Linked DNA regions of Homo sapiens: region 1 is linked to region 2. The links are chromatin loops, found by intact Hi-C in ENCODE. Cell type or tissue: ascending aorta. All regions are shown on one strand. Links, peaks and the distances in the headings refer to the core of each region. The heading gives the core; the rest is flanking DNA.

Evidence for each region. Hi-C counts contacts between places; a loop is a spot of excess contacts. Peaks named below come from ENCODE experiments on the same cell type or tissue, not always from the same donor. Only the 100,000 strongest peaks of a DNase experiment are listed, where the experiment ranks them.
Region 1: it touches region 2 in a loop (2.0-fold over the local background); 5 of 110 quality-filtered maps call a loop at or near these places.

Annotation. Positions count from the first base shown.
Region 1 is chr3:169,646,234-169,657,816 of GRCh38, reverse strand. The region is part of intron 1 of MECOM (MDS1 and EVI1 complex locus); the gene reads left to right. Among named protein-coding and RNA genes, the nearest start is that of MECOM, 12 kb to the left of the region's middle. RefSeq lists an enhancer at 4,701-4,870. In ascending aorta, for the core only: no CTCF peak of the experiment used is centred there; no DNase peak of the experiment used is centred there; H3K4me3 peaks cover 484 bases; H3K27ac peaks cover 7,686 bases.
Region 2 is chr3:169,587,593-169,599,175 of GRCh38, reverse strand. All of the region lies in intron 1 of MECOM (MDS1 and EVI1 complex locus), which reads left to right. Among named protein-coding and RNA genes, the nearest start is that of MECOM, 70 kb to the left of the region's middle. In ascending aorta, for the core only: no CTCF peak of the experiment used is centred there; no DNase peak of the experiment used is centred there; H3K4me3 peaks cover 1,751 bases; H3K27ac peaks cover 1,576 bases.

The DNA.
Region 1 (11,583 bases), core at 1,503-9,502, 59 kb before region 2:
TCTCTACATAGGGAAGAAACTGTTTACAAGACTCTTTCAAAAGTGTGACATATTGCTCTAGTTCAGCACTAAAAAGCTAAACACACTTAGCCTCCTTTGAAGTGCCCTGGCTGGGGCAGCTTATTTGAGTGTGGTTCAGATATTGCTGTGGGTATAACTAATGGCTTCTACCTATTTAGCTCAAGTGGGAGGAGAGAAAGTCCTGAATTCCTTGTCCAATGGGTCCCTCTGGAGACTGGGTTCTGGCTTCTTGCCAATTCTGTACAATGTCAACATTGAATATTTGAATTCCCAGACTCTATTTAACAAGTTTCTAAATAAATAAACTCATTGTGTGTCTGTGTTTAAAATTATTTCACCTCTTTCATAAAAGCTACAGCATCTTATTACATTGGCCTTGCAAGTTGATTTTAAAAAAATAAACAAACAGATCTCAAGGCATTTTAATAGCCAGATCTCCACAATTTGTATGTATTGTGAAGCCATTCTCTCACGTGTGGCTGTGTAGGGGTTACCTAGAGGGATCGTGATAGCGAATTTTAATAAAAACCCCAACTAAGTTCAGAAAGTAAGTGAAATATTAACTGCGTCTAAAGGGAGCCTTGACTGTGTAACTTTAGTGTATTTAGATATTTGTTAATTTTGTCTACTGGGTCTACAGGGGACAGAGAGCCTCACTGATGTGTTCTAAATGGTTGTCTGAATACAGATCCCCCTTCCCTATTGGTATCAGTAGGTCTAGAACTCTGCCCAGATGGTTTTGTTTCTAGGCATTTTTTATCTGTGTATGTCCTTGTAAGTTGGAAGGAGTAAATATATAGATATTATCTTCATATTTCACTTTGGTGAAAAAACCACAAGTCCTATGGTTTTACTAATTATTCAGCATTTAAACATCCATACAGCATTTTTATCTATATAGAAACATAGTTGTTCTAAGAAGTACATACTGAATTTTTTTTAAGGCAAGTTCTAGTCCTTTTGAAAGTGTGGACCACATCTGGAGTTGTTAGGAAAGAAAGTGGAATTTACTCTAATTTATGTGTATAAAATACAATGTTATTAGAAAGAATGGGATTTGAAAGGGCACACGGTAAAGCCCATAACATTTAGTGGGTAATGTGGAGAACTCAAAGCCAAGACAAAAATACCATCAACCCATGCAAACCCTAAAATAGATTACAATGACCTCAGTCATTTTCATTTTCAAAAATAATAGCCATGATTAAAATGGGGGAGTGTTTTGCTTGGAACCATACTCTTCGGCATTATTATAAAAGCTGTTTTGTGGTTAAAGAACTGTTTCATTATGGAAAAAAAGGGAACTGAATTTTTAATCAAATTCCTGACTCTTCAAAAGCACTCATTCTTGAATTAATTCTTATTTTGATTTTAGTTATTATTCTTATTCATTAGCAAACGTGCTTTTGGCTTGTATATTCAGCCAAATTCTTGACTACTGACTTTTATAACAATTCTAAAGGAGAAATTTATTTAGAAAAGAGATTTTATTATGTTAGTAAACATGTGTGTAGGGGTCATTAACTACACAACATAAAGAACCAACATTTCCTAAACCTTGTTCAAGAACCTGCCTAAATGAATTAGTTGTATATGTCAAGGTTGTTCAAATGATGACATTTATGAATGAAAGTGCTTGTACATGGCAGTTTTTGTGCTTTGGCGATGGGCAGGCTTACACAACAAATATCAATGTGCTAGGCCCTGTGCACGGGCAAACCATGTTCCCTACTCTCACAAGCATTACAAACGTGCACATCAGTGTTTGAATCTGGGCATGATCCCTGATTGAAAAGTCAGGTCCTCTTCAAGTTATTGAATGCCTCTGAGGCCTAGCATCTTTACTTGTGAAGTGGGAGTAATAATACTACCCTCCTTGGGCTGCTGTGAGAGTTAATTGGTATAATGTGTGCAAAGTACCTAAGGCACATGCTCAATAAATCTTAGTGGGTTTCAGTTTCCTTATAATTTATCAGTTAAATTTTCTGAAGAAGAAACATCCTTTTTTTTCCCCTCCTGTTTAATGTTTTTATCCAGTTTCCTTTTTAAAAGTATTTACATGTCTACGGTAAGCATTTTGTATGTCTTCTCAATAAATTATGCCCTCAGAATGAAGGGAAGTCATATCTAAAATTTGGGCACATTAAAACTGTCCATACCAAGCCAAACTAGGCAGTAAATTTGTTCTGAAAACTTGAGCATCTTCCTTTGCCCTTTATTTGGAGTCGGGGTGAGGGGGATGTGTAAATAAAATGATTGAGATTTCAACTTTTCCCCACAGATTTTGGCATTGTATAGCCACACAGCCCTAATTTAGTTTTGCATACTCTCTAGTTATCATTAGGCAATAATCCCTCCTGAATGAAAATTTGACTTTTAGTGGATTGAGTTTGTAAGTCACTTTACTACTGCAGCTGGGTTGCTCCTCTTTAAATGAATGGATTAGACTAGAGCAGAGCCTGTAAATTTGCAGGTACCATAAATGAGTGAAGCAAGGTGGGTATAAGCCTTAAGCTCTCTCCTATTTTTATTTAATTTTTTGACACCCAGCCTTTGTATTTCAGAACAAGAGGGAGTGGCGGGGATGGTGGGAAACTGGCAGTTCAAGACTCCTCTAAAGGTGGCAGCTTCTTCTCAGCTCCTGCTCACTGTTACCATTTGGGCAAGGGGGTTCAGGGCCGCCAGGTCTTCCACTTTTTAAGAGAAGCCACAAATCTGGGTTTTTATGTAAGTTTTCTCTACTTTATGAAATGTTGATTCAATTTTAAAAAATTCTGCAGGCCCAACCAAACACCTCTGCCTGCAATATATAGTTTGTAGGGTTTGCAATGTCCAGATTCATTGATTTCCAAGGGTGCTTCAAAGTTTCATTTTATGGTGATATCCAGAATGGTTTTTGAATATTACCTTGTGTTTTTAAGATCTATATCTTCTTCCCCACCTCAAGTTAATATGTGTGTGTGTGTGTGTGTGTGTGTGTGTTTTGATAGGTGGAAGTACTTATTACAGAATCTGATATCTGGCCATTTATCTGGAAAAATAGTCTTTTACAACTATGTTGTGTCTTTCTTTCCCTCCATGCCGTTTCATCATTAATTGGCTTAAGAAAATAAACTGAAGCATTCCCTCCCCTTCTTGTATCCACTGGCCACCATTCTTTCTTATTTCTCACTAAACCCAATTCTTTGATTTGTGGGCTGGGGGTTGGGCAGTAAATCATTAGGAGACAGTCATCTGTGGTTTTCCACAGTGGGAGAAGGAGTCATTTGGCTACTGTGGATATTCAGAGGAAGAGTTCACCCCTGCCCTCCTAGGAGAGTCCAGATGTAATGTCCTGTACATCTGTAACTGAGGAACCCAACTGATTTTTAAGACCTGAACCTAGGATGGAGAAATAAGTTTTTAAGGGATGAACGTCTTATTTGAGCAGAGTGGCTTTCCATGTAGGAAGGTCATATATGTTCGGGTAACATGTGAAAATAAACATACTTTGCTCTGTTTATTATCATGAGTTGTATTTCTAGCAGAAGTGTTAGGTGAATAACAGGTAAAATTAAGTCTTTAGGATTAAAAATTGTGGTGATGGAATGTCAACACAATGGACTCTCCTGATAAAGATTTGACTGAGCACTTTATAATATCTAACTCAATACTGTAGTCATGGGACTTGTCAGTGAATACATATCACTATCAGTGAATATTGTTGGGAATATCATCGGATAATGCAATTCTTTTAGAGGAAGATTCTGAGTAGTGATGAACCATGCATATAAGCATTATCAATGAGTTATCACCTCATTCTCAATCTTTATACCTGATGCTGAATCTCAAATTCCTTAGCTTGGCTGTTGAGGGGCTCTACTTTTGTGCCAGAAGAATGTGGTGACTCCTGAGTACAGGTCGGGAGTGAGATTTGCCTGGGTTTGAATCCTGGCTCCACCATTTACTAGCTGGTTGAAATGAAGGCAAGCCATGTAACCTTTTTGTGCCTCAGTTTCCTTACTTGTGGACTAGAGGTACTTACCTCATGTGAGGATTTGATCAAACTAATGCATTTAGAGTGCCTTAAATAGAATAAGAGTTCAATACATTATTTTATTGACTTTTCAGGCTTGTCTTATTCAAGACTGGTCCATTCAGCCTACCTTGTTTACTCATTCTGTACCTCTCAGTCTCTTATCAGCCTACTCTTGTGTTTCTACCATCCAAATTTTGGCCATAATGTTGCCATAGTTTGTAAATCTACCCATACTGTACACTGACTGTCAAAATCTAACTCCTCTAAGATTTCATTTGAACTCCTGCTTCTTCATGATCTCTCCTGGAGATATGACTTCTATGTTATTTCATTCCAATAGTATGGAATTGTCTTTATCATCATTTTGGCATTTTATTATAAATTGCTTGTCTTCATGGTATATATCTTATTTTTCTAGGTAAACTGTAAAACTCCTGGAGAGCCCATTTCTGTTTTGTATAGGGCCTAATACTATGCTTTGCATATGGCAGATATCAATATGATTAGGTGATGGTGGTTAGCAATGGGCTTTGGTGGATTATGTGAACCCCTTCAATTTCTTTGGCTGTAAAACCTGTGCAGTTAAGTAATGTCGGCACCAGAATTCTGGGATATCTGACATTTCAAGTGCATACTAAATCCACAATTGACCTATTTTGACAGTGATAAACCACCTGGAAAGTGGAGTATTATTCCTAATTTTCACCAATAATGTCCCTCATTTTGCCAGTGCAGGTATTGCCCATGACCCCTCACTTAAATCACAAATTGTTATTGATCTTAAACTCTGTACTAGACCTGATTCTGGAGAATGTCAAAGGAGTCAAGGTAGAAATGGTAAAACATTCTGTGGACTCATGTAATTCCTAGGGATTTGGGAATATTCAGTTTACAAGTCATCAGAAGCCAAGTTTTTACCTAAATCCTAACACCAATGTAGGCAGTTTTGCTGCCTAATATTTATGCTCTATTAATATAGAGCATGGTGTCAAGCATTTTGCTGTATATTTAAATGCACTTTTATGATTAAAGATTTCTTTCAAACAATTTAAGGTTGATAGATAATGTATTGAATCTTGTTTTACTGATTAAATTAACCCAACTCACTCAACTCTGTTCCCTTAATTCAAGTGCAAACATGACTTCTTCTTCTCTGCCCCTCCCCACTCCTCTAACCCCCATCTGTCATTTCACAAATCAACCATCTCTATAGAGAAAATAGGACTGTCTGTGTCTTGGACAACTATCCTCAAGTCCTGAATGATTACAGGCTTTTAGTGCCTGTTAGGAGTTTTCTTTTACCGAGAACAGCCATATATGGTTTCTTGTGCACTTAGGACTGCTCCTAAGTCAATGGGAACTCCTCTAAGTGAGGGTAAGACTAAGACCCACAGCTTTTATGCTTAGCATAGACTTTACCTTTGGTGGGAACTATGAAATTAGTAATAAAATGTTTCATGATAAAATGATAATAAAAACGAATGGAGGGATGGAATAGCTATCTTAGTTTTGGCTAGGGTCATAGTTCATGACCTTCTTTTGGGTCCCAGACTCCTGTGAGAATCTCATAGAAAGTATGGAGCTTCTTTCCAGAAAATACACATGCAAGAAACATTTTCATACAATTTTAGCAGCTCATGGATTTCTAAATTTCTAAATGGTTGAATGGGGGTTCAACCATTTTTTCAGACTTGATTCACCTTAGCATGTTTATTATAAAACATCTTAAAGTTTTTATCAATCTTTTTTCATTGTCTTATACACAATATTTTTCTTGTTACAAAATTTATACACAATAATTTTTAAATGAAAAGAATGTATAAAATAAAAATGAAAGTTATTTTCTTTCTTTTTTGTCATAAATTGCCTGCAGATGACCACCATTCATCCTTTAGTGTAGCTTCCAGCAGATTTTTTCCCCCATGCATATATTAGCACATACATACATATAGATTTACAACTTTTTACAGCAAATTGCCTTTTCTTTTTTTTCTTCTTCGTAGGTTACTGGGGTACTAGTGATATTTGGTTACATGAGTAAATTTTTTAGTGGTGATTTGTGAGATTTTGGTGCACCCATCATCTGAGCAGTATACACCGCACCATATTTGTAGTCTTATCCCTCATCCTCTCTCCACCCTTCCCCCCAAGTCCATTGTATCATTCTTATGCCTTTGCATCCCCATAGCTTAGCTCCCATATATCAGCGAGAACATCAATGTTTGGTTTTCCATTCCTGAGTTACTTCACTTAGAATAATAGTCTCCAATCTCATCCAGGTCGCTGCAAATGCCGTAACCAAAAAAGAAAACTACAGACCAATATCCTGATGAACATAGATGCTAAAATCCTTAACAACATAGTAGCTAACCAAATTCAACAACTTATCAAAAAGATAATCCACCATGATCAAGTGGGTTTCATATCACTTGCAGGGATGGTTTAATATACACAAGTCAATAAATATGATACACTACATAAACAGAATTAAAAACAAAAATCACATGATCATCTCAATAGATGCAGAAAAGGCATTTGACAAAATCCAGCATCCCTTTAGGATTAAAACTTTCAGCAAAATTGGCATTTAAGGGACATACCTCAATGTACTAAAAGCATTATTTTATTGTGACAAACCCATGGCCAACATAACACTGAGTGGGGAAAAGTTGAAAGCATTCCGTCTGCAAACTGGAACAAGACAATGATGCCCACTCTCACCACTCCTCTTCAACACAGTACTGGAAGTCCTAGTCAGAGCAATCAGACAAGAGAAAGAAATAAAGGGCTTTTTCTTTTTTTAAACTTAATATACCTTGGATTTTTGTCTGTATGTATCAATCTAAACCATTCTTTTTAAAGGCAGAAGATCCTCTATTGTTTAGATCTAACACATTTCATTGAACCAATTCCCTGTGGATGACATTTGGGTAGTGTCCAGTTTTCAGAACAAAACAGACAGAGAAGTTCCCCAAACCAGGACCCAAAGGAATATGAAAGTAAAGTCTGCAATTAAAGGAAGCTCACAGTTCAGGGTGAAGTGTGCTGGCCTCTGAGACACGGTCACAGCAGGGTTTTGGGAAGGTCATAGAGGGTTGCTTCACTGTCAGGGCAGATCAGATTTCCAAGCATCTTTGGCTTCTGGAGGATCAAGGGTCTAAAACCAGAGCTAAGGTATATCTTTCTAAAATCCACTGTGATATATCTGTGCTATTTCAAGCTTACAGGATTATTCCAGGTCTTATATTATGCCCCATTTCTATTTCTTCCTGCTGCTTGGAACAGGCTGTAGCTGAAATCAATCCATGTAGCCCAAACTGGGTAAGGATAAGTAAGTTGTCAGAGTTTCAGGCCTCAAGGCTTTTTTGTTGTTGTTAAGTGATTTCCTTGTTTGTGTGGGACATTATTATCATACTGCCTTATCCTGTACATGTACCTAAAGCCAACTGATGCTACTAGACCCACCAAAACTTTTTTGATGTTCTTTAAAAAATTACCCACAATAATTTCTAGCTTATGAATTATGAAGACCATTTTTATAGAAAAATGTTTTTCACTGGGTAATCAGACTATGGGAAAATTTTTATAATGGAAACTATCTTTTACTTTTAACTATAGCATAAAAAATATGACAGTATAGTGTTACACACTAAAGCCCATCAGATGCAAAATTCCAGTTTTTGATTATAAGTTATAAACCAGGATAGAGAGACTTCTGAAAAGTGGTTTTCTTTGGCAATGATGTTGTTGATTAAATATAAAAAATTCAGAAAAAATTAGTTCAGCCCATTCCTTTACACAGAAGGTTACAAAAATGGAATAACTGGGTTTTGGTTCTACTGGCAAGAACTATTTTGCTTATTAAAACTCATTGGATTATATCAGATTGCAAACATATTGGACATTTTAGATTGGATTTGAAAAGGTACCATTCAAGGAATTAAAATTATTCATATAAATCTTTAAGGGATTAATTTACTTTGCAATTTTAATTCCTTAGAGCACAATATTTGTTTCAAATGCGTACTTTTTTGGTGTGGATGTTTACTGGTTGTTCCATGAGGGCATTACTCTATTAACATTTTTCAAAGTATATTTTAAGTTAGATCAATCAAATTGAATTAATGAATAGTTATCAAGTACCTAGCATATGTAAGGCATGATGAATTAAATCCTATAAACACTCAATTTCCTGAAAATATTGAACACCGACATTTGACAGACATACATATACCCCTGAAAATGATTTATTAACAGGGACAAAGATATCCATGACTACAAACTGGTTTTGTGAGCTTGGAATACTGAATCCTAAGCCTGTCTCTTCTCCAGATATTTTGTTTTCCTATTTTTTTTTTTTTTTTTTTTGAGATGGAGTTTCGCTCTTGCCGCCCAGGCTGGAGTGCAATGGCGTGATCTTGGCTCACTGCAACCTCCGCCTCCTGGGTTCAAGCGATTCTCTTGCCTCAGCCTCTGGAGTAGCTGAGACAGGGTTTCACCATGGTGCCCAGGCTGGTCTCGAACTTGTGCGCTCAAATGATCTGCAAGCCTCAGCCTCCCAAAGTGCTGGGATTACAGGAGTGAGCCACTGTGTCAGCCTGATGTTTTCCTGGAAAGTCTGCCTATCACATTTGTCTGTTGTTAGGGAAATGCTGATTGCAATAACTGAGTAAGATGTAGGATGTATTTACATAGCCCATAAACACTTTATAGAAATACAAGCCTTGGGTCTGCAGATGGGCAAATTACTCCTTCCATGCTCACAGTTTTTGCGTATTTTATCCTTTGTGCAGTTAGAGCAAACTTTCCCATCACAGTTCAAGAACAAGTTCTCTTTAAAGGATCTCATTCCTCCAGCTTCTTGCCACTTACAAGAGCACCACTGTCTGAGAGCAAAGATCTGATTAAAATGCCCAAACTGAAGTCTCCATGGTTTCCAAAGGTGTGTCTTTCTGCTAGGTTCAATTTTTATCCAGTAGAAGATAGTGCTACCCCCAAATTGACATAAACTCACAGAAGTGGCTTGTCTTTCAGGCTGGCATGTGATTTTCTTGTTCATGAAACAGAAATAAGAATAAAAAGCGCTGCCTTCTCTTCCAACTGTCTTTGCCAACCATCTTGCTGAGCTATGTGTATGCATCCAAGCCAATGTTCCAGCCACTAGGCTTGGCACAGAAATCAGTGCATTGAACATCTTTACTTTTGGGCACAGTCTGAAATTCTAAGCAAAATTCCCCATTTGCCTAAATGCTTAAGATGCGAGTGATTTACGTATTCTGTTGATAATGATGCAGTATTAAAATACCAGCAGAGACCGTGGTTTGACCCATGAAGCAGCATTGTATCATATATATTTTTTTGACCTAAAAATACTGGGTAGATGGATCATTAGAGGATGGGAAATGTCAAGGTAAAGAGCATTATATGTCTAGGGTTTTCAAAGTGCCTCATGGTCTGTATATCAGATCTCTCTTCCTGCCCTCAAGTTATGGTAATATCAGTCACCAAGGTTTTATCTTCAAGAAGACAAAATACTCTGATACCTAATACAGCATAATGAGCTCCATCTTAGTTAACCTTCCAAGTGAATCCTTGGCATTGGCCAGGACTTGTAGAATGTGACATTTGTTTCCTTCTACTGCTTCTGGAGTAATTTACCTAACCATGTCATAACATGTCATTATGAAGCTTGTTAATTACTAATAACTTTCCTAAGAGGAAAATGCTCTCTGTGGTGTTTTGAGCCCTCCCTGCCTTGAAGATAGGGACTTGTTTTTTTTCTTAGGCGTGATCATCTCAAAACTTCAGTATATTTTGGGTACCGTAAACATGTTTTCTGGCGGATAATGCTGGCTGGGACGTCAGGATGTAGGGGTTTGAGTCTCAAGTTTGCTACTCATCAGTATGGTATCCTTCTGCAGGGCATTAACCCTCTGAGCCTCAGTGTCCTCAAGCGTAAGAGAGGAACAATAACTACCTCTGTTTGGCTTCTTCCAGACCAGCAATGCTAACATAAGATGACATATGTATAAGCTTTTATCAGCTGCAAAAAGCTGTGTAAACTTAACACACACAGAATTTCTTATTAGAAACTCTAGAAATTATAGAATATTAAAAATGCTAAGAGGGTATTAAGAATGTAGACTCTGGAACCACATTATTTAGGTTTTTCAGTTTTAATCCCTTAGAGCACAATATTTGTTCCAGATGCATATTTTTTTTTGGTGTGGATGTTTACAGGTTGTTCCATGAGGGCATTACTCTAGTTAACATTTTTCAAAGCATATTTTAAATTAGATGGCTTGGTTCTATCACTACCTAGCTGTGTGGGCATTGGCCAGCTATTTACTTCTCTGTGCCTGAATGTCATCATCTGTAAAATGGAGATAATTTATAACAGCAACAATAAGTAATAACGCCAGTCAAGGTTGTTGAGTGTTCATGCGTCACTGCAGTTAATCCTCACATCTCTATGAGGTGGATGATATTATTGTCTTAGCTTAGAGATGAGCGCTCTGGAGACATGTTTGTTCTTTGCTCCAGGCCTCTCAGCTTTAAGTACAGAGCCAGGATCCAAACCTTGATCTGCTTTACAATAAAGTCGAAGAACTTAATCTGAATGAATGCTCCACTGCCTTATTTTTTTAAATCCAGAAATAAAAGTAGAACACTACATTGCCTGGGCATTCCAAAGCTCATAAAACGTAATAAGATTTTGGAAAAAAGACACTTTAACTTAAAGAAATGATTTCATACAACTCTTAGTAAAGAGGAATTTTGCTGCAATTTAAAATGAGAAAGCTTCTTTTTATGACAGGGGCTGGTCATCCCTTCATCTTTCATTTTCTTCCTCAAGTTATCTGCATTGTGATTTTCTATTACGTTATGATTTTAGTTTTGTTTAGGGAGATCCAAATGTCTTGGTTGAATGAATGACTTAGGGATACGTCATTACTTCATTGCCTGACATCACAAGCTAATTATACCTTATCATTTACCAGTGAATAGATGGTGCTAGATTCAGATTTTCATTTCCTAAACAATGTATTGTGACAGTAAATATGCCCAAGCTCACCAGCATATTTTTAGGGCAAGGAAAGCTAGCTACAACTTTCTAATTTTTTTTTTTTGTACAATACTTGAGACCAAGTCTCGTTCACTTATCCTCAATTTTGTTTTAATATCCAAATGACTTGGGCCTGCAACAAAGTATTTCACTAGCTACTTAATTGAATAACCTGTAGAATTTAGATAAGGAAAGCCTAATGAGCTCTCAGATCTAGTTCTTTTTTAATTTTTTATTATTTATTTATTTATTATACTTTAAGTTCTAGGGTACCTGTGCACAACGTGCAGTTTTGTTACATATGTATACATCGGCCATGTTGGTGTGCTGCACCCTTTAACTCGTCATTTACATTAGGTATGTCTCCTAATGCTATCCCTCCCCCTCCCCCTCCCCCCACCCCATGACAGGCCCCGGTGTGTGATGTTCCCCTTCCTGTGTCCAAGTGTTCTCATTGTTCAATTCACACCTATGAGTG
Region 2 (11,583 bases), core at 2,126-10,125:
CGCTATCGGTTGTAGCTCACTTCAGTTTACTTTAGTTTGGTAAAATTACATTTAAGGTGTGAGGATGAGGTTTAACGTTTTATCAAAACCCTGAATGATGGAAGCAGAGTGGTATGAATGAATATGTCTGTTTTGATCAGGTACAGGCCCAGTGCAAGCATTTAGTGTAGTTTGTTTCTAAAGCTACATGTGTCATATCAATAACAATTCTATTAGGCAGTCACATATCATATTCATTAAGGTCACAGTCTGACCTGTGATGTTTCCAAAGTTTCTCTCTTCTCTTTCCTTTGACCTTCATGGTTTTGATGCCTAGTCCCATATTTTCTTCTTCACTCTGGCCTCATTTGGATCCATTTTTGTCTCCTGTTTTCTTAAGACCCTTCTCTTTGCTAGCTGATCTGATCTAGCAACTCATGATGATAATAACGTCAACAGATAATACCTATTAAGAGTTTATATGCACCAACTGCGGTGCAAATTGCTCACTATACTACACTCAGACGAAAAGTATCATTACCCCCCTTTATGAATGAAGTAAATCTACAGATCAGGATCCCATGGCTAGTTCAAGGTGGCGGTAGAATTGAAAACCAGGCTTCTGTCTCTGACATCATGCTGTTTCCATTACACCACAGAATTTAGCACTACAAAAAATAGTTACTGGAAGACTTTGTTCTGCTATCTTCTTACATTTTAATTCCACAGTAAACCCTCCCACCCTATTTTCTTTTGGTTCTTGTATGAGATTGAATCTTTTTTGTATGTTTTATTGGCAGATGTATATTTTTGAAAAATTTTCAGCCAGTTTTATAACTTGCTGTTTATTTCATATGATGGAAATTACAGCTGCGAAGATGCCATTTTAAGATAAAATTGCATCTAATGCTAATTTAAAATTGGCACCTGGTTTTAAAGTTTATTTAAGGACATTGCTTGTTTATTGGATACCTTTAAACACTTAAATTATTTTCAGATTGATAGCAGGGCAGTTGGAAATGGTGAAGGAGAAAAATGAATTTTTTGTACCCTTATTATGAATCTTTTAATATTTTCATCCTGGTAAAACTTATGAGGCAGCTCTATTTTGAAGATCCAGAAAGGTTGATATACTGGGTGTTTTTCTCTTATTTATTATGGTTTCCTGTAGGGGCAAAAGCTTGGACAACTCTCCCTAACGCTGGAAGTGCCAATTATCTGATGTGTTTACTTGATTTACAGCCTAAGTTTTTGTAGATATCCTGAATTTGAATAAACAGTGGACCACCATCCATGTTTAGTGTGTATTTCTCTATTTGAAATTGTCTCTGTATGACACCAGTCTTCCTTTAATAATAACAGGCTCCTATTTCATTATTCTGGGACAGGAACCTCAGGATATTAGGCCTTGTGTGTTGATACTCCCTCATGAGCTGTTTTGCCACTTCACCAAGAACTCAAAATCAGAGCCCCTGCCAACCAGAGGTATCAAGGTTTGTGAGGCAGGTTAAATCACCCAGAGTGGTCAAATGTCTGAGGACCTAGTCTAAGACTACTGATGCAATTTGAAATTGTAGTCTGTGTATCTGCTTATTATATTTTTTGAAAGAAAAAAACCCAACATGATTTTTTAAAGACATCTGCTCATCTGCTCTGTGCCCATTCTGATATTGGCTGAATATGATGCTCTTGCATTTAGCATTGTTCTTTCTGCAGGCCCCATAAGTCAAAGTTCTCCACGGGTCCTGTGTACAAGGCTGGGGCTGTCTATGTTGGTTTTCCTGAGCAGCTTTCCGTCACCTCCCTGGTGTTGTTGCACAAAGACTCTTTTGTCTGACAATATTGGACTCTTCTCAAAATCTAAGCACTTTCAGGAAAAGACTTGGAAGTCTATCTTCTCAGTTTCCACACCTCTTCGCCCTCTGAGCTGTCATTTAGTATGACTGGTTGTTAGACTCTCCACCCGGCTCCTTATTCAGTTTATTAGTGGATTGCATTATTACTGTACCTATTTTTAAAACTTATGTTGAACATCTCTTAATGTATCCCTGTCTTCTATTTTACTTCATCTTACACTTTGATAAGATTGAGATTTTAGGTGATGTTACTTTTCCATGTCAGGCTGAAGTTCAGTGAGATATTTAATCTTTCCTATACCCTAGCTTGGAAACATGCACCTCTTCACCTCCTTCCAACCCCTCAACTCCCCATAAAACTTTCATTGTCCTAAGAAACTTTTTCTTTTTAAACCAGCAAGATTTGATACACTCTATTTGAATAAGAAAAAAATGCTAATGTGTTTGACTAGTCCAATTTATATTCATAAAATATAGTCACAAAAGAAGAGGCATTTCATTAAACTAAGGTATTTGTAACTATAAGATATTTATATTGGGGAGGTTGTATTTAATATCAGAATACACTGAGGTCATTTATATTTGTTGCTAACTGGAAACACTAATTCTATGGAACAGTCTTTTTTTTTTAGTTTTAATGTTTTTTAGGTTTTAATTTTTGATCAAACAGCATTTTAATTGTTACTGTGCTGTATGGTGAGCGGTAAACTGCTTGCATTTATTTTCTGGTCTGTGTACAGTCATGGAAATAAGGATTTAGTGTCTCTGTAATGTGTACATTGTGATATAATCACTTGTACGCAAAATAGATTTCCTTCATATGCATTTTGAGGACACTTTACCCATTATGAATTCTGCTGAAAACAGTTTTTCAGGTAGAGATGCAATTATATGGTGGTCTACAAGGAGGAACTAACCAAGGATTTCAATTAATAATGTACTTTCAGCCCTCAGAGATATTACGTTTGCCCGATCAAGGGTTATCCATCACCGCCTGGGCTACAGCTGTCTTCCTTCTCTTGTTTCATGTTCTGTGAATGTGCTCATCCAATATGCCCCAGGACAGAAAGCTCTTGGCACAAGAGTTTACATCTAAGTGTTTTCTTCTAAGGCCAGTGACAGTTTCTGAAGATGAAACTTGCACATCTCTCGGAAGTATAATATTAAAGAGTTACATGTAACATTTCAATGAATTAAATAAACTACACCTTTTGAGAAAATGGAGAAGTTGTCAATAATATTTTCCATCCAATTATTCAGTTAGGATGTCTAGAATCCCTCAAATAACATTATATTTTCAATTAGCTAGTTTATCGATTCATCTTGTATTATTTTTCAAAACAGAAAAATATAAACATTATTCTTATTATTGGTGTGCTAGTGTCTGATTGAAATTGACTATATGAATGAAAGAATTCTATTTTTGTATTTGGATTTGATGTTTTTTCTTCAATGTGCCAAAAGTTATTTAAAATAATGTCTACTTTAAAAAATACTACCTCTCTGGTTTTGGTATTTGTGTTTCATATTGAAGAATGGAGTCCCCACAGTATACGTATCCTATAGCCAAGTAACTGCATTTATATTGTTATAAATTTTTGAGGTTGGAATCTCAAGTTTTTAAATTAAATAACTACAGTTAACTGTATTAAGTGTAAGGTTGAATTTGATCAAAAATAAGAAAAGCATTTATGACAACCCCTGTAAATGTTTAAATACTTTAGTTGTGTTTGTGAGCATTAAATTGTATTATAAGAAGCCAACACTGAGTATACTGGTTCCTCTGGGACACATTTGACTTTTGGGAGATAAAAAAATCTTGCATTAATGAAATTCTGCAAGTTTTTGATTTAGTAGACAATGTTTCCAGTATATATGAAGCAATTTTAAAGTGTATATGTGTATAATTACTTGTAGAAACTGTTTAACTTTAATGGGGCATTTCTCGATCACATAATAGGAAAACTAACAGCTTTAATTAAGATTTATGAAGCATAGAGGTAATATATTCTGCTAAATTAGGTAGTCGTTGGTGGGTAGTATGCTTTTAGAGATGAATTTTCTACGTATACTTCACTTCCTTGTGCATTTTGGGTTTAGAAAGGTAATTTGTAACATTAAATCCCTGTATCCATTAGTAGACAAAAGTAAGCTTTGTTTTCTTTTTAAACTTTTAATTAATAATAATAATTTAGTAATGGGCAGATACCATTAAGCATTTCTTTAATCACTGATTTCAGGTCATAGCCACATGAGCCTGTCTTGAAGAAAATAAAGAAAATTCACCATTTTATTCAAGCAACTGGTTAATTTGAAATTGAGTGCTTAGAAACTGGTTGTAGGACTTAAATCAACCAATTCACTTAAAAGAAACAGTTCTCACTAAATTAAATCAGTCCAGCCCTCCCTCCCCCATTAATTTTAGAATATAGATCCAGTTTTTTTTTTGTTTTTTTTTTTTTCAGTTAGATCCAGCTTTTAAGGTCAGATTCTGTGACGTTTATTTGTGTTCCATACTAGGCCTGCTGTGTTGCCTTGTTGTTTTAACATGTTGGTAAGCTTATCAATTGATATTCAGAGAGTATCAACTTTGAGACTCAGGATAAGCTTTGTTATGAAAGCCAGCTGTGTGAAATGCCTGCAGATGGACTAGTGGGAGCGGATGGGCCTGGATCTCCCTTGCTCAGCCTGCCATTCACCTCTTCCCATTTCCCCAAGCAGAGGAGGCTCAGACTTGAGAAGGACTAATGGAAACTCCTCTTCTCCCAGTATTCCTTCAGGGTAGTGGTTGTCGAACTGTAGCCTGTATCGGAATCACCCAATGGGTCTATTAAGCCAGAATGCTGGCCCTGCCCCCTGGAATTTCTGATTCTGCAGGTCTGAGCTGGGGCCTAAGAATTTGACTTTCTAGGTGATGCTGATACTGCTAGTCCAGGGACTACATTGTGAGGGCCACTGCTTTAGGGACAAGAACTCTAAGTTAAAAGAAAAAAAATTAGAAGAATGCCACAGCTCTAGATAGACATAGAAAATTGAGAATAGGTCATTTTCACAATGCCACATGTGCTTCTGTTTTTCTTTATGCTTAGAGCAAAGGGTCAGCTAGTTTTAAGAGAGCATTGTTTTTTTGGTGGAGGGCCTTGAGGTACTTAGGTGAAAAGGTGTTTTTTTTTTTTTTTTTTTTTTGTGGTGGTGGTGGTGTTGTCGTTGAGATGGAGTCTCACTCTGTTGCCCAGGCTGGAGTGCAGCTGGAGTGCAGTGGTGCAATCTCGGCTCACTGCAACCTCTGCCTCCTGGGTCCAAGCAATTCTCCTGCCTCAGCCTCCTGAGTAGCTGGGACTACAGGCGTGCACCACCACACCCGGCTAATTTTTTTGTGTTTTTAGTAGAGACAAGGTTTCACTATGTTGACCAAGCTGATCTCAAACTCCTGACCTCAGGTGATCTGCCTGCTTTGGTGTCCCAGAGTGCCAGGATTACAGGTGTGAGCCACTGTGCCTGGTAGAAAAGTGGTTTTTTGAATGAAGAATAAGCAAATGAAATTGGACCACTTGGTTTAGCCTTATGAGCAATGACTGTCTTTGAATTAACTCCTTGGGAATGGGGATCTCAAGTCCAGCAGCATCTGCCTAGTCTTTTATATCTTTCTCATTGTCAGCTTGATATAGGGTAGAGCCAGTGGTTCTCAGCTGTGGTGTGCAGAGAATCATTGTGGGACTCCGTGGAAATATAGATTCCTGGACCTTACCTGGAGATTCAGATTAGATAGCTCTCAGATAGCATTGAGGAATCTGAATTTTTATCAATAACACTGAAGGAGATTCACATGCTAATATGTCATGGGCCATAGTGAGCTACATATATAGACAATCTGCACTGTATAGGGTATATTTGCCTCAGGAACCCCTAATGGTTCCTCTATTGGGAAATTTTCTCCATCAGCGTTCTTGTCTAGCTGTAATATTTATGCTGTTTTCCTGTGGAATTTAGTTTGTTAGCTCCTTCTCATACCTTGCTTTCTACCAAGTGTAGTCTTGAAAAAATTAATTTCCCTGAGTTTGATTTTTCCCATCTACAGACAGCATGCAGGATGAGGCTACAACATTTCTGCGTTTGTTTTCCTAGTGTTAATACTCTATTAACCCAGCCAAGCTGGGTGCAGTCTTGCAGGCCTGTAGTCCCAGCTTCTGAGGAGGCTGAGGCCAGAGGATCACTTGAGCCCAGGATTTTCAGACTAGCCTGGGCAACATAGCGAGACCCCTTCTCAATAGGAATTTAATTCTTAAAAAATTCTATCAGCATTTAGTAAACAATCAGTAAACAAACAAATGAATAATAAATGAAGGCATATGTATCTCATGTTTTATACATACATATATGTCTTAGATATATAAACATACACCGTATTTTTTATGTACATATATATCCCATGATGTGTGTGTAAATACATATCATGCCTACATATCATGTATAGATTTATAAGTATGTATCCATGTGTATATGTGTATGTGTGTATGTGTGTCTGTAATGTAATACATGTAATTGTGGAAAATGCTGGCAGCTGTTTGGCTTTAAGTGCCCTAATTGAGATGGAGGGCATGGCAAGGGACTCTAAGATGTGGACTTTTAATCCAGATGAAAAGATGAGACTATCATATAAAAAACAACTAGAGAAATTGAACTTCATGATTCTGTGCCCTACGTGGAAAGAATTCTAGAATTTCAGGGCAGAGAGAAGCTCATGTGCTTGGATAAAAGTTACCCAGTAAAGGCTGGACCTAAACTGGGCATTGGGCAAGGATTTAGGGGAACTAGAGAGGAGAGGGCGGTGGACACCCCAGAGGGTAGAGGAGAAGGCTGGAAGGAAAGGATAAACACAACCCAGTTGGGCAGGGTGGGCGTGAGGGCAGTAAGAGGAGGTGGAGGCTGTCTGTGAAAGGGTGAGGAAAATAATGTTGGCCAAGTAGGCTGCAGTTGGCTGAGGAATAATGTGAAAGTCAGAAAGGAAGAGGCCTTCTGGACTGGAGGCAGCCACATCCGTCTTTAGGAGTTGTGGACAGCACAGTGCTGATGCCCAGATTTTTGCTGGTGAGCCAGCAAGTTTTTGTGAACAGCAGACACCCTGGAATTTTTAATCTAGTGTTTTGTTTGGGTTTCTAGTGGTGTGTTTGGGAATTATTTGGGTTTGTTTCTGGCAGTGTGACTCTGAAGTTTGCATTGTGAGGGATGAAGAGCGAGACTGGTTGAAGGGTAACTGCTGGTCGGGGGTAGAACAAAATCTCTGAGTCACAGTCACTCAGCTTTCTGTGTTCTCTCCTTCTGAAAGTGTAAACAGCCACATCATTTCAGTTTGGTTTCTAGAAAATGAAGATGAAATGGGTGGGGACCAGAAAAAACAACAGCATTGATTTTATGAGTATTTTTTTATGGAAAATTATTCTCTATACTGTACTGTTGTTATGGGCCATCTCCTAGGATGTAAAAAGTGCTTGTTTTCAATGGAATTTTCCTTTTAGGAAAGAATTTTATCATATTGTTGCCGGAGAGCATGCTATTTGACCTGTGGTTCTGAATCTTTGTAATAAGGTACTCTACATATTATAACAGGTTTCTCTTTCATTTTGTTTGTTTTTAGTATGAGATTGTCTCTCAAATCCACACATTGTTATATTGGGTCATTCAAGTGAAATAGGTGATTAGCACGGGTTAATGGCTGTATGTCATAATAGTGTGACATAGCAGACAGAGTGTGGGCTTTGGACTCAGACAGAAGAGGCCATTCACTGCTCTGTCTTACAAGTATGTGGGTGTGTAACATGGAGCAAAAAACCAAAGAGAAATAAACCCTAAGTATCATTTGCTAAACGGTGCACTTGGCTTTCTCTCTCGGCTTGGTGCATCCGACTCTCGACTCTCCAATCATTCCAGGGATTTCTCCGTCCACAGCCTACAAAATAACAGCAGAAGGTTACCTTTGGTTTTACAAAGCCAACATTTCCTTGAATCAGAGAATGACTAAACCCACATTATAACTTAGGAGTAATATAAAGTTTACTACTTTGTTGATTTAAGTATAATTACATGTACAAAGATATAAATGATGTACAAAAGGATTCTGTTATTGATTCCCAGTTCTCCTCCACTAATAAGCGAGAGGGCTGAGAGGATTGCCACAGTCCTGGTAGGGTCTGGAGTTTTCTATTCTCGATGAGGTAGTGTTCCATGTCATTCTTGTACTGTGCCTTTCCATAGGATCAAGTTGGCATCCTTGTTTCTGATGACTTGCTAGCAGAAAACTCCCCATCTGGCTTAGGAATTTGCTCAATTTCACTTTGATTAGGGAATCTCCATCAATTCTAAAGCAGATTGCTTTCTCTAATAGGTTCTGCAGAAGGCCTGCTACTAGTTGTCCTTGCTTGCGTTTTGCATTATGCTGTGCTGGTAGGGACGCTTTCTATTTTGCTGTCTTTAGTACAGATAGTAACTTCTAGATTAGTATCTTAGCTAAAACTGATTTCACATGATCACTTCCAGTTTAATACTTGTTAAATATTTTATCTAGCTGCAGCAGCTTAATAATCTTAATGTACAATTATTTCACATCCACCATCAAGTGGCAGTGCGTGGACTTTAAAAATCCCAAGGTTTTCATTATGTAATGGGGAAAAAGTGAGAATCACACTGTTGATTTGTTGAGAAGGTTAAATGAAATATGCATATAGAAGTACCTAGCATGGTGCCTGACATACAACAGAGATTTTAAAAATACATCCTCCTTTGTACCTATGTGACAGGCCTGAATTTTCGAGAAAAGGATTTTATTCTTATTCTGGTTCTCCATTTCTAGTCTTAACAAATTGGCCTCTGACAACCATTTAGAGAAGAACATTCTGCACTGGCCATTCCTCTGTGGGAGCAGATTTTGCCAGGTATGCTCATGTATCGGTGTGGGCACTCTGATTCTAAGGTAGAGCAAATAACCCAAAATATCTCTTGCTGTTGCTATTGTTGCTATTATACCTATTTTAGCTTCCTTAGTCATCTTATTCATCTTGGTATTTACCTCATGCCTATAAGAGCAGGCTTCCCAACTTCATACTTATTCATCAAATCAGTAGATATTTTCCCCCAGAGATGTAGCATGTTAGAAAAATAAATTGGTAAAAACTAATGCTTACTTAGAGTTTGTTTTCCCTTCTTGTTTATAGAAATCCAAAACAAAAACAAACTCCACCTGAACTTGTTGATGATCTGTTGTTTTCCTGCCTCTTGTCCAGATGTGGAACAAAATGGAAGGCATGTGGAGATTCATAGTTCTGAGTCCAAAGATGCCAAGAAAGGGTAGTGCTGAATAAAAGGGAAAGTGAAGACAGAATGCCTGAATTTTAAAGGGTCTTGCAAGTTGGCTCAATTGGTGTCTTTTGTGACAAAATTGTTGCAGTGATTCCAAGGGAATCAGCCTTAGAAACACTAATTTTTCTTCAGAAATTGCATGTGATTTGAACACAGATTTGTTAAAAGTAGGTAGATGGATGTATAGGTTTGTAGGCAGATAGATAGATTTTTCTATGTGAGTCGGAATTGCAGTGTGGCGATGAAGATGAGAAATAACTTGCTTCTACTAATGCAAGTGAGGCCAGGTTAAGCCCAGAGCTTGCTGTATGGACTAGCTGTTCAGCAATAAATCAGTGGGGGTTGGGGAGGGGAGACAGTGGGGAATAGCATGCCATATTACATGGCATAAGAGAAAATCATAAAATGCCAGAGCTGAGGGGTCATTAGAGAATGTTTTTTCCATCCACATCATTTTACAAATGAGGAAACAGAGGCCCTGAGAGGTGGCATGGACTTCCTAGGACCTGCAGTTACCTATAAAGTTTAAAGTAGAATCTACTCTAACATGGTGCCTTCCTGGTCTCTAGAGAGGCGTAGGGATATGGGATGGCCGAATTTGGCCTATTGTCAATCTATGAAATTTTCAGTTACTTCTTAGAGATAAGAATAGTGGTGTCATTCACCCTTCTAGCTCTTATGCTGCAAAGCCTTGTGTCTCTGTGGGAAGCGGACAGCCTAGGTTAATATCCTGGGGCCTTCTTCTCCATCTTCATTTAATATTGAGTAATAGGGAAAATTAGCAACAGGTTAATAATTCGGAGTTTATTTCTTTCCCTAAGACTTGGAGAGTTGGGAGGGAAAAAAGAGGGCCATTTGCATTGGGAATTTTCAGAAGCTACCACACAGCCATTTGAGTAGGGTTTACTTTCTGAATTTTCTGAGTTGAGAGCACAAGGTATGGTAGACTTAAAAATATAGATATGGAATAGTCATACTTCCCAGCCCTCTAATTGGACATGGTGGTTCTTGAAGACAAGAAAAAAACCCTATGTATTTCATTTACCTAAAAGATTTCCAAATTTACTTTTCCGTAGGAGATGTAGTACATTTTCATATTCTGAGAGTCCAGTGCTTTTAAATTAAAAAAAAACCCAATTCATACATATATATCAAAGAACAGCTTCTTTGAGTTAAATCCTTGCTTGCCAATGTGTCCTTTTATGAGATAGGGTCATTTGTCATGAGGGAAAGCAGGATTAATTAACTGTGGAAAACGTACGAAGTGTGGAAACTGTGAGTTCTAAAATGTTTCCACATTAAAACACGGGAAAAGAAGCATAGATGAACGTAGACATCAGTATGACTTTTTTCTTCAGAAGGCTTAAAAAAAAATCTCTCCATCACACAAATGAAACAACCTATTATACACAGTCTTCCCATATGTCTGACGCAGAAACAAATGAGGAATGTACTTTATTTCCACATAAATTGTGTGGTTTCAAAATTCAGTTCCCTTCACCCCTGAATTCTGGCCACCATGTCACTTATATGTCTAACAGGATGACAGAACTTTTAATGGGACGAATTGTAGAAGGGGAGAACCACATAATATTGTAGCTCATGAAAGTATCAAAACAAAACAAAATAAAAGTCACCCACAAAAATCTCTATGGCAAAATAAAAAAGAATTCCAAAAGGAGTTGCCAAAGAAAGGTATATAAGTCACGGCAGCCTTGGGGAAGTCATCATCTATAGCCAGCAAGTCACTTTATGTTCTTATTTTGTTATTTACTCTGTTGTTTGATAAAATGAGTGCTTACATTGAATACTGTAATATTATACAGAAGATATAGAAACTACTTTGAAGATGAAAGATACTCTACATATCCAGGTCTCTCTTTATGTAATTTTATTTTGCTTAATACAAATAATAAAGATTCTGTTTACTTATAATTTTCTTCTGGTTTCTGATGACAATATGGTAAACAATTTTAATTATTATGGTAATTAAATTAACAAATTAATTTGGAACTGTATGGAGTTTATGCATATTTCTGGCTAATTCTGGATCTGATCCTTAAGGCCAGGATTTAATTTTGGATAAAGGGATTCATTTAAATTTGGTATTTTTTTTTTCCTGGCAGGTGAATAATAGAACTTTGTAAACAAATAGAAAAGTGCATTTTAAAAGATAAAAGACATGGAGACGCAACTGGAAACTCTTTGTTCCATGAAGCATTAGGCTATGACAGTGTACAATGTAACTGTTTGCAGTTAAATCAATACACCTTTAGAGTAGCATTGGAAACTATCTTTTGTCCTTACCAGGTTCCTCCTAAATATTTTATAGGTTCTAGCATTACTTTGCATGGTTCCGGTACAGGATATTAAAACGTAAAAAATTAGATCCAAC